2 separate regions of the Homo sapiens genome follow, and region 2 is linked to region 1. A link is an interaction called in ENCODE POLR2A ChIA-PET data of the cell type or tissue named here. Cell type or tissue: B cell. All regions are shown on one strand. Links, peaks and the distances in the headings refer to the core of each region. The heading gives the core; the rest is flanking DNA.

Region 1 (5,318 bases), core at 319-5,318:
TACAAAGGGGGGAAGGTGGGGAAAAGATTGAGAAATCAGATGGTTGCCGTGTCTGTGTAGAAAGAGGTAGACATGGGAGACTTTTCATTTTGTTCTGTACTAAGAAAAATTCTTCTGCCTTGGGATCCTGTTGATCTGTGACCTTACCCCCAACCCTGTGCTCTCTGAAACATGTGCTGTGTCCACTCAGGGTTAAATGGATTAAGGGCGGTGCAAGATGTGCTTTGTTAAACAGATGCTTGAAGGCAGCATGCTCGTTAAGAGTCATCACCACTCCCTAATCTCAAGTACCCAGGGACACAAACACTGCAGAAGGCCGCAGGGTCCTCTGCCTAGGAAAACCAGAGACCTTTGTTCACTTGTTTATCCGCTGACCTTCCCTCCACTATTGTCCTGTGACCCTGCCAAATCCCCCTCTGTGAGAAACACCCAAGAATGATCAATAAAAAATAATAATAAATAAATAAATAAATAAAAATACAAAAATTAGCCAGGCTGGGTGCAGTGGCTCACGCCTGTAATCCCAGCTACTCAGGAGACTGGGGCACAAAAGTCGCTTGAACCTTGGGAGGTGGAGGTTGCAGTGAGCCGAGTTCCCGCCACTGCACTCCAGCCCGGACAACATAGCGAGACTGTCTCAAAAAAAAAAAAAAAAAAAAAAAAAAAGGCCAGGCGTAGTGGCTCACGCCTGTAATCCCAGCACTTTGGGAGGCCGAGGCCTGCGGATCACGAGGTCAGGAGATCAAGACCATCCTGGCTAACATGGTGAAACCCCGTCTCTACTAAAAATACAAAAAAAAAATTAGCAGGATGTGGTGGCAGGCCCCTGTAGTCCCAGCTACTCGGGAGGCTGAGGCAGGAGACTGGCGTGAACCCGGGAGGCGGAGCTTGCAGTGAGCGGAGATCGCGCCACTGCACTCCAGCCTGGGCGACAGAGCGAGACTCCGTCTCAAAAAAAAAAAGGAAATGAGCTCCCAAGCCCTGGGCATAGTGTATGATTCCAACTACGGGACATTCTGAAACAAGAAAAACTACGAGGACAGGAAGACCGGGGCCAGCAGAGCTAGGCTGGGAGAGGGCAACAGGTGGAGCCCAGAGGACCTTAGGGTGATGTGTGGCGTGACACTTCTGCAAAGCCCAGTGTACATCGAGTGACCCCATGATGTGAACTATGGACTTCGGGTACTATGACAGAACCTGTAGTATTAGAAGTGTCCATGATTTTTAAAAATCTAAAATATGAATATTGGGTTCAAAAGCAGAGACAAAGGCACTGCACGAATGTGACGTGTTACTGACAGGGGAGAGGGCAGATCTCTCTGTACGTCCTACTCAATTTTCCTACAGATATAAAACTGCTCTAAAAAATGATATTAACACCAACAAAATTCCATGTTTGTAGTGACCGTCTGGGCATTTCTTTACGTTTCAGAAGTACCAGGAGGATCACGGCGCCCACAGCCTGGCAGCTGCTCCACCACACCTTCTCACTCGGTGCCGAGTGCAGCTGTTCCTGTCTGAGGAGGCTCAGTTTGGAAGCAGCCCCTCTTGGGACTCAGAAATCAAGGTCTCCGCCTTCCCCTTCCTCGAGAACACCAACCTCTCAATGAACTTTCACTTCTTACTGCGGTTAGCAGTTTTTAGCAAGTTATTTTTATCTAATAAAAACAATATATAGTTTTAAAAATGCGAACTCTACAGGAGTTCGAGACCAGCCTGGCCAACATGTGAAACCCCGTCTCTACTAAAAATACAAAAAACTAGCTGGGCGCATGCCCGTAGTCCCAGCTATTCGGGAGGCTGAGGCAGAAGAATTGCTTGAACCTGGGAGGCGGACGTTGCGGTGAGCCCAGATTGCAGCACTGCACTCCAGTCTGGGCTACAGAGTGAGATTTCAACTAAAAAAAAAAAAAAAAAAAAAAGTTGGGGCGTGGTGGCTCACGCCTGTAATCCCAGCACTTTGGGAGGATGAGGCAGGCAGGTGGATCACGGGGTCATATTGAGACCATCCTGGACAACATGGTGAAACTCCGTCTCTACTAAAAATACAAAAACTAGTTGGGCGTGGTGGCACTTGGCCTATAATCCCAGCTACTCGGGAGCCTGGAGAATCGCTTGAACCCGGGAGGCAGAGATTGCAGTGAGCCAAGATTGCACCACTACACTCCAGCCTGGGTGACAGAGGGAGACTGTCTCCAAAAAAAAAAAAAAAAAAAAACAGCCAGGTGCGCTGGCTCATGCCTGTAATCCCAGCACTTTGGAAGGTCAAGGCAGGCAGACCACAACATCAGATTGAAACTATCCTGGCTAATACGGTGAAACCCCGTCTCTACTAAAAACAAAACAAAACAAAAACAAAAATTAGCCGGGCTTGGTGGCTGTAGTCCCAGCTACTTGGGAGGCTGAGGCAGGAGAATCTCTTGAACCTGGGAGGCAGAGGTTTCAGTGAGCCGAGATCGCGCCACTGCACTCCGGCCTGAGCAACAGAGTTACTCATTTCAAATTAAAAAATAAATAAATAAATAAAAAGGGGGAGGCAAAGGATTTAGATGTTCCTCCAAAGACACACAAATGGCCGCCAAGTACCTGTGATGCTCCACGTCATGACCCCTCGGGGAAATGCAAATCAAAACCACACGGCAAGGCCTTGGAGGCCCAGCTGCTCAGAGGCTGCAGTGAACGAACCGTGTTGCTTCTTGGAAGTTAACACACAGCTCCACGTGGCCCCGAAAGCCCCTCCTAGGTGTATCCCCCAAAGGAGTCAAAGCAGGTGCCCAAAGCTATACCAAGGCAGATGCCCTGCCCTCTGGACTCTCTTCACCCTGTGCAGGACCCCCAGCCTGGCGGGAGAGGCTTCCTGTGGCGCAGGGGTTTGCATTGTCCCTCAACACATCCAGCTTCTGCCCTGGGGCTCTGCTCCCAGGGCTGTGTCGACCATTGTGGGCACCTGTGGAGGGGCCCTGGGCTCCTGCGCCTCGGCTGAGAAAGAAAATGACAGAACCCTGAAAACAGTGACAAGCCAACGAAGACAAGTGGTGACACCAGCCCAACAATTCCAAAGGTTTATTTCCTTACGTTGGTATTATACAATATAACGCAAAGGGCAGGAAATCACACAAAATTCGCTTTAAAATAGACAAAGGGTCCAGCACTATCAAGAGAACATTCAACCAGGGGCAGCAGTTGAGGCGCCCAGGACCTGCTTGGACACACGCACATGCGGCCGCGACGGAAGCAAGAGGACCAGGACACCGGGCAAGATCCCCGCAGTGCCAGCTTCCCAGGACTCAGGATTCCAGTCGGCCATGAAGCAATAAATACAAACATGCCCCACAAGGTGAGAATAAAGCCATCAAGGTGATGAGGAAGAAGTCACGGGGATTTTCTTCTTCTAAGTCCAAGCACAGTGGCAATATTTCAAGTATTGCAAAGAAAAACACACGTGTGTGTATTTTTGTCTGTTATGTGGCGTGTGACCCTGGAACCCCCCGCATGGGTCCATGGCCCCACCACTGCCTCCCGCAGACTGGGGACTCGTTCAAGTATCTACTGATTCAGGCAGGGCTAATCGAGGGCTGGGCAGACCAAGGGAGGCCCAGGCGGGGTTTGCAGGGCATGCCCGCCTGGAATCCGGAAGGCAGGCCTCTCTGCAGATGCCCTCCGTGGCCTTGGGCAAGGCAGAGGCAGGGAGGGACAGGGCTGTCATCAGGCCTACCCTGCCGAGGAGCTGACATCAAAACTGACTGTCAAAGCTGGACGGGGAGCTTTTGCACATGTTACTTTTTTCTTTGCATGAAGTATTCCCCTCATCTGCTTCCAGGCCCAGGTAGGGAGGGTGCTGGGCACACACCTGTCCTGCTGCTGCCACAGGGAGGGGCGGCAGGGGACAGCCACCAACACAGGTGTGCAAAGCAGCCTCACCCGCCCGCCACACGCCCCTGTGCCATCTGCCTCTAACCTGGCCCAGTCCTCGCCCTCCCAAAACCAATTCTTAAACACCTACAAGTTTTCTCCTTTAAAGAAAAAATGAGCTGCATAAAAATAAGACACGTTTTAGGAATAAAGTGTGAAAGATTACAAGACGTATCCAGGGCTGAGAGAACACGGTGCCTCTGCTGCCGGTCCCCAGAGGAACGCTTGAACAAAGAACTGCCTCTGCCTCTAGCGCAGGGCCCCACTCCCCCCGGAGCCAGTTCTCCCGCTGAGGTCCAGACCTGGGCAGCAACGTGGTCCGGTGCTCGGGCTTGGGGGGCCCTGGCATGTGTCTGCATATGTGTATGTACAAACACCAGGCCACTGCCAGGAATCGCTGCCCAGCAGTCCCTGGTGAGGTCCAGGTTCTGTCTCTATATGCATAAAGTGCTTGGGTGATTGACAAAGCTGGGTGGGTATCTCGGAGGGAGAGGCTCCTGGAGACTGGGGGACGCCGAGGCCGCAGGCTCTTCCTGGGCACAGTGCCTGCTGACCTTCCCTAAGCAGGAGCTCGCTTTGGCTTTGAGTCGGCAGTGGTCTCAGGCCCTTGCCTGTCCTCCGGGGCTGCCCTGGGGCTAGAGGGTGGTGGCACCCACGCCTGCTGAGCCAGGCAGCTGGAGGGGCAGAAATTCTGTGATCCCCACCTGTAAAAGATGGGAGACACCCCCCAAGCTGTGTGGCTCCAGATGTGCTGGTTCTGCCCCGTGAGCTGCAGGGAGGCCGGCAGGCTGACTGTCCGTGGGGCCCAGGGCAGGGCTCAGCACCAGCGATCAGCGCCATGGGCTTGTCCCGAGGAGTCCAGCCAGCACACAGAGCCCACTCTGCAGGGCTCGGCAGGACGGGGGGCCCAGCCAGGCCAGAAAGGTCAGGCACAGATGCCAGTCAGCAGCGCCGAGAGTCTCCGCTCAATGCACAGCTTGCCTGTGGAGGGAGAGGGGAGTGTGAGGGAGACGCCCAGAGTCCCCAGCCCCCAGCCCAGCCGGGCACTCACACTTGGTGACGTTCTCGATGTCGGCCTGGTCCGAGAGCATGTGCTGCAGCCCCTCCAGGAGCAGCAGGGCCTTGTGGTAGCGTGGGACGCAGCCCTCACGGTGCTGGAACATCTCGTCCAGGGCAGCCGACTGCACCTGGGGGCGAGGACAGAGGCTGGACAGGGCCAGCTCACCCCACTCCCTCCCAGCAAGGGCTGCCCTGCACCCACGGCAGCGGCCCAGGGGTGGCAGATAGGCGCTCAGGGCAGTGACGTGGAGACATAAGTGCTGGTGCAGCCTGCTGTGCAGAGGGGATGGTCACAGGGCCAAGGGGAGACACTGCCTGGAACCAGATGACCCTGGCCAGCGCTCTCA
Region 2 (5,367 bases), core at 219-5,218, 210 kb after region 1:
CGTATGCAAGGCTAAATACCTCTCTTCATCACACAGGGCCTCTATTCGCGCCTCCTCTTCAGACAGCTGATAATCTCTGTTCCACGTGGAATACTCAGCATCGTACTCAGAAAGGTCATGCAGGTGACCACGTCCATCATATCTGTAATGTGAACAAGCTGGTCAATAAAAGGAAATTAACGTCTAGACTGGTGTGCGTGTGTGATGTTTTATATATGTATATATATATACACACACATACTTACCGATTAAAATAAACAAAAATATTAAAACAAGTATAAAAACTCTTCCCAGATTTATATTTAATTTGGATAGTCATATCTCACCTACTTTTAAACTCAAGTTATCTTAACAAACTCTAAATTCCTTTCCACAGTAAGATAACATTTATAACTAAAGGCAAACAATCCATTAATAGCAAAAATGGTACCCACTTCACTGGCAGTTCTTACCATTATGGTTTGGTCAACCATTCAATGCCACTTGCAAAAAATTATTATTTTTTTCTGAAAAGTTAAATATCATAGCTTACATTCACACAAACCAAATACATAAATACCTATCCGTAAGAACCAAACGGTCGAAATTTCCTCGCTTCTTTCTGCTAGTCCCGAACTCTCAGGAGAGATCTTCACCAAAGAAACTTGCGTCCATTGGAGGTAAAATCTTGGCTAGGCTCGCCCCCTAGCCACTTGGCTGAGGAAATAAGTGCTGGGTTACGTGATAGAGAGACACACATACATTGGAACAGTGACATATACATGCAGTTTAAGGAGGTTCACTGGGAACAGAGCAAAACTATTAGAAGATATGGTATCAATATTTCCTTCTGAACTTTATACCCTCAAGGAAATAACATACATGAAGACACTTCCATGTTTCTCTTGCATGGACCAAACAGTAGTTTGGCCAAATAAGTAATGGGAGCACTTTCTGCTATGCTTTTAACATAAAGGATTCAATGAGGATGCTGTCAACGTGTAACTGTCAGATAATAAATGAATGAGTTAGTGAACTTTACTTAAAACACTCAGGTTTAGGGTTTCAAAAACAAATGTAGAGAAACAAACAAAAGTCTGCTTATTTTTTTAATGCTGACTTTTGTAATGGGAACCAAAAATATTAATGTAGACCAAAAAAGACATTTACAGGAAAAAGGCCCAAAATTCCAAGGTAGTCAAGTTACTGCATTTCATTAAATTTCAAAATTAATTGGATTTTGATGTAAACCTCCTTAACTTACAAATGTAGATTATTATTAAAAATATTATACATGTACATGTGCGGCGTTTGCTCCCCACCAGTTTTGGAAGACCTAACTCAAATCATGTACAGAATGATAGGAAAACTGTACAAAGAGCTCAGACTTCATTGCTTACCAAACTTTAATGATAAATAACACAAGTGACACTTTGGAAAAGCAAGCCTGACAACTCAGGCGACACATTCAATATAAACCATGGTGTGAAGGCACAGCACGCTTGAGCACAGCACGGAGCCATCAGATCCAGACATGATCTGATTCCGCGGCCCTCCCTTCACCAGTTCTCGTTTTCGAGCTCTAATTCCAAAAGGAAACGTCAGGGATGGAAAAAGGCCTATTTGGTCATTAATGTGTCCATTCTGGCCAGCTCAGAGGTCATCCCTACAGTCATGCTCCAGGGCTATGAAGAATCCAGTTTTAATGGTCTCAAACGATGGGCTTTCTTCACGTGGAGAGACTATTCCACAGTTTAATGGTTGGTCATGGTTAGCTTTTCAGTCCGGGCCCCAGAAGTAGCCGAACAGGCAAAAAAGAAAAAAAACCACCCCACAACAACCCCAAAACCCAGAGACGAGGGGAAGGGGGATTGAAAAAATGGGAAGAAAGAGGGGAGCAAACCACCTACATCATGTAATGTTATCCTTTTCAAATCAAACGCCTTTAGAAATCCCTAATCCCAGGCCCCCACTGCCCATAATCGCTAGACACCCTCGAGTGACGACCTAAAGCAGGTTTGATTTGAAAAGAAACAACACATCTATATCCCAGCTCCACCCTTCAGTCTTAAGAGACAGTGAAACCAGCCCTAAGAACACTATCTCTTCCAAGAGCAAGGCCAGGGTCCGCACGAAGTCAAGTGGCCACCAACTGACGGGCAACTTTGCTCACTACCTCAATCTGTCAAACTCGTCGGATTATCACCGGGAAATCAAACGTCATGCCGGCAAAGTACGGGCGCTCCACTGAGGGCTCTGGGGGCATAACAGGTTAAGGCTAACTCACAGGTCCAAGAGACACTTCTAGCCACTGTCTCAGTGAGCGGCGGTTCGGAAGAATAAAGGCACGCCTCCCAGGGTACCCTCCCAGTACACCGAGCAGTGAGAGCGCGGCAAGTAGAAAAGCAGCGCACGACCCCATGGCATCGCCGGGCGGCAGGCCCAGGTGCACTCAGGAAAAGACCCTGGGCACTGGCTGCTTTCACCGCGCGGAATCGCCAACTGCAGCCCAGCGACAGGGTGAGGGGTCGAGAGGGGCTGCGGGACCAGAGACGATCCCTCCGGAGACGGACGCGGCACGCAATTCCAGCCAGTGCCTTAGGGCAGGTTTCACCGTCCCCCTCCCCACCAGAACACCAGGAGGAGGTGGGGACAGGGGAGGGGGTGTCCCCCAGATCCCCGCTGGCTCCAGAAAACTCTCTGCAGTCCTTGCAGTCAAGTCAACATCAGACGAGATCAAGCGGGTGAGGGAAGGGAAGGATCGACGGGTGGGGAGAGGAACCGACCTGTCGATGAGGATCTTGTGGTCCCCCATCCAGGGGATGAGGTGCTGTCCCTGTTCCTGAGCCAGGGCCCGCTCGTCGTCCCGGAACAGCTTGCAGGCATAGCCGAAAACCAAGAGCTCCACTCGGCTGCCCCCACCGCCGGCACCGCCTGGCCCGGCCTCCTCCTTCGCGCCGCTTTTCCTCTCGGGTTTGGCGCGGCCCCCGCTCGCGCCGTACATGACAGCGTCCCCGGCGTCCAGGCTGGTCCTCTTCTGTGCCGCGCGACGTCCCTGATACCTCCACTTGGCCTACCCCTTCAGTCAAAGACCCCGCATCCCGTACCCAACCTCAACACCGCCGCCATAGCGGGCCACAAAATGGTGGAGGGGCAGCTTCCGGCAGGAGAGCCCGCATTTCCGGCGAGCGGACCGGCAGATTCGCCTAGGCTTGGAGCTCTTTTAGCCGCTAGGAAATATTTTGGCTTTAATTTTCGCATTCAGGTGTGCCGCCACAATAGGCGCTGCTGTATTCAGTGGAAAGTGCAATTTTAATGTCCGTTTTATCGGGCAGCCGTCAGGACGTGGCGAAAGCGCAGCGTGGGATCGCGCGCCGGCTTCCGCTGCGGCCAGTCGGGCGGCGACGGAGTCGGAGGGAGGGGCCCGGCGCGCTCTGGGCCTTGGGCGAGTCCTCGTGGGTGGCGGGTTGCTGCAGCCTGCCACATGTGTGGAGGCCTCGGGTCCACCCCGAGCCTCCGCGCCCCTCACCATGTCCGAGTCGCTGGGGCCGTGCGTGCTCTGCCCAGGGTGGCGATGTCCTTTTCCTTGGCCCCGTTTCCTTCTCCATCCCTAGGGGGACTTGGTCCCCGACCCGCCCACCTTTGAAGGTTTCCGAGGCAGCAGAGGCCCCTGCGCTGCAAATCACTCGCGGGTGGCGAGATTTCGGAAACCTGAGACCCTTGTCGCCGGGAGATGGTCTGGCGGGGCAGGGAGACCCCAGTCTGGAGACTGGCCACCTGGATACGGTGCAATTTTGCTTGGTGTGTTTCCTCCTGGGCCGCAGTTTTCCCATCGGTGGTTCCATTAGGATCTTTCGGTCCCTTTTAGCTCAGTAATTTCAGGTCAGACAAAGGGCCTGGAGTGCAAAATCTTAGGCTTTGGGATGGGATGGGATATCCCCATGTTTGCCCTTGAGTGGAAAACGATGACAGATCGTCTCCTTTCTGGGCCTCAGATCCCCTCTCCATAAAAATGGAATCTTTCTACCAGTGATGTTGAAATGAGATAATGTATATGAACCTTTAACTGATTTTTGGAAATTAAGAAACAGGCAGTTCCCACCAAACGTCTTTTGTTGTGGTTTCCCCTGACTGGGTCATGCTTCTGTCTTCATTTGCCAGGCTCCTTACCCAAGTTTAACTCAGTCATCCATTTCTCCACCTGGCCTTATGTGTCTACGTTGTCTGGAGTTTCCCCTCACTGGTGGCTAACTTGTGCCTTCCGATTTGTCTGTGTACCTCTCATCACCACCTTAGGTTACATCCTGTGTTCAGCATCCCACCAGAATTAGCTTTAAGAGATCAGGGACATTGTTGGGGTCACCTTAGCATCCTCAGCACCTAGAATGGTGCTTAGCACACTGTGGGCCAAATACTGGTTAATACCTGTAGAATGAGCCGGGCCAGCAGCTGAGCATGCGTGGCCAGGCCATCATCTTCCTATCTAACTCTACAAGACTGCTCTGCCACTGCTGAGGAAGATGTATGTGTCATGGTTACTTGATAAAAACACTGTTGTTTGCCCCCAGGCATTTACTAGTTTGTTTCGGTGCTGGGCTCCCTTCAAGCTTTCCCTTGGGTTCAGGTGTGGGGTGCTAAAGCAAATAAGGAGGCCATTAGCTTGAGATCAACTCTGTAACACCAGCTCCTATGCAAGCAAACCAAAACCCAATCAAGTAATTTTTCTGCTTCCGTGTTGGGTCTATAAAAGCTTGCTGCTCATGCTGCTGAGTGGAACTCTCTGAACCTCTTCTGCTTCTGCATGCTGCCTGATTCATGAATTGTTTTCTTGCTCGAATAAACTCGAATTTGTTTTGTGTAAAGTTTCTCTTTTAACAGTTCTGGTGTCAGAAATGGGATCTGAAGGCCCCCCTATTCCCTCAATGATGACCTCTGGGAACAGTGACTAAACAGATGCAGGTGCTTCATTGTGCAGGACAGTTCTCTGTATAGCCTTGGGCCTACCCACTTCTCCCTCCTTTTCCTTTGTAGTTTTCAAGAGTAACTGCATAACGAGCTGGGATGCAACATCCTGAGATAGGGAGGGACTGGCTGAAGTAGCCCAGGCTCTGTTCCAGTTCTCCCCTAGAAATAGAAGGTCCTTCAACACTTTAGCCCAGTGATTCATGTGACATGTGGTATGTAATCTGGGTGGGCTGCTCTTCGGGATCTCTTATCTGTGGTGTAAGTGAGGAATACGCAGTAGAGATTTCATCCACCTGGGCAACTTTCTGAGCTTTGGGGGGATTGGCTCACAGTGAGTCCTAGTCTTCGTCTCCTACCACCTGTCTATAGGTAATAAATGCACTACATGTAAATTGTTGCTTATGAGAATTCAGAACAGGTTGG

The links. ChIA-PET counts read pairs that join two places held together with the same protein. Peaks named below come from ENCODE experiments on the same cell type or tissue, not always from the same donor. Only the 100,000 strongest peaks of a DNase experiment are listed, where the experiment ranks them.
Region 2: POLR2A ChIA-PET joins it to region 1 with 13 read pairs; 3 of 35 experiments call an interaction of 5 or more read pairs at or near these places.

Annotation. Positions count from the first base shown.
Region 1 is chr12:131,920,881-131,926,198 of GRCh38, reverse strand. ULK1 (unc-51 like autophagy activating kinase 1) reads right to left here. Exons shown (of 28, transcript NM_003565.4): 27 at 4,964-5,099; 28 at 3,049-4,893. The coding sequence ends at 4,838. PUS1-AS1 (PUS1 antisense RNA 1) reads left to right here. Exons shown (of 2, transcript XR_001749414.2): 2 at 1,433-1,687. Among named protein-coding and RNA genes, the nearest start is that of PUS1-AS1, 4.8 kb to the left of the region's middle. RefSeq lists enhancers at 568-1,444, 1,546-1,865, 2,026-2,085, 2,496-2,575. In B cell, for the core only: no CTCF peak of the experiment used is centred there; DNase peaks (open chromatin) are centred at 1,148, 1,548, 2,648, 3,598 and 1 weaker place; H3K4me3 peaks cover 1,628 bases; H3K27ac peaks cover 2,252 bases.
Region 2 is chr12:131,708,846-131,714,212 of GRCh38, reverse strand. It overlaps SFSWAP (splicing factor SWAP), which reads right to left and starts at 3,123. Exons shown (of 18, transcript NM_004592.4): 1 at 2,766-3,123; 2 at 1-142. The coding sequence starts at 2,983. RefSeq lists enhancers at 2,889-2,958, 3,049-3,338, 3,479-3,568. In B cell, for the core only: no CTCF peak of the experiment used is centred there; DNase peaks (open chromatin) are centred at 2,170 and 3,212; H3K4me3 peaks cover 2,341 bases; H3K27ac peaks cover 1,918 bases.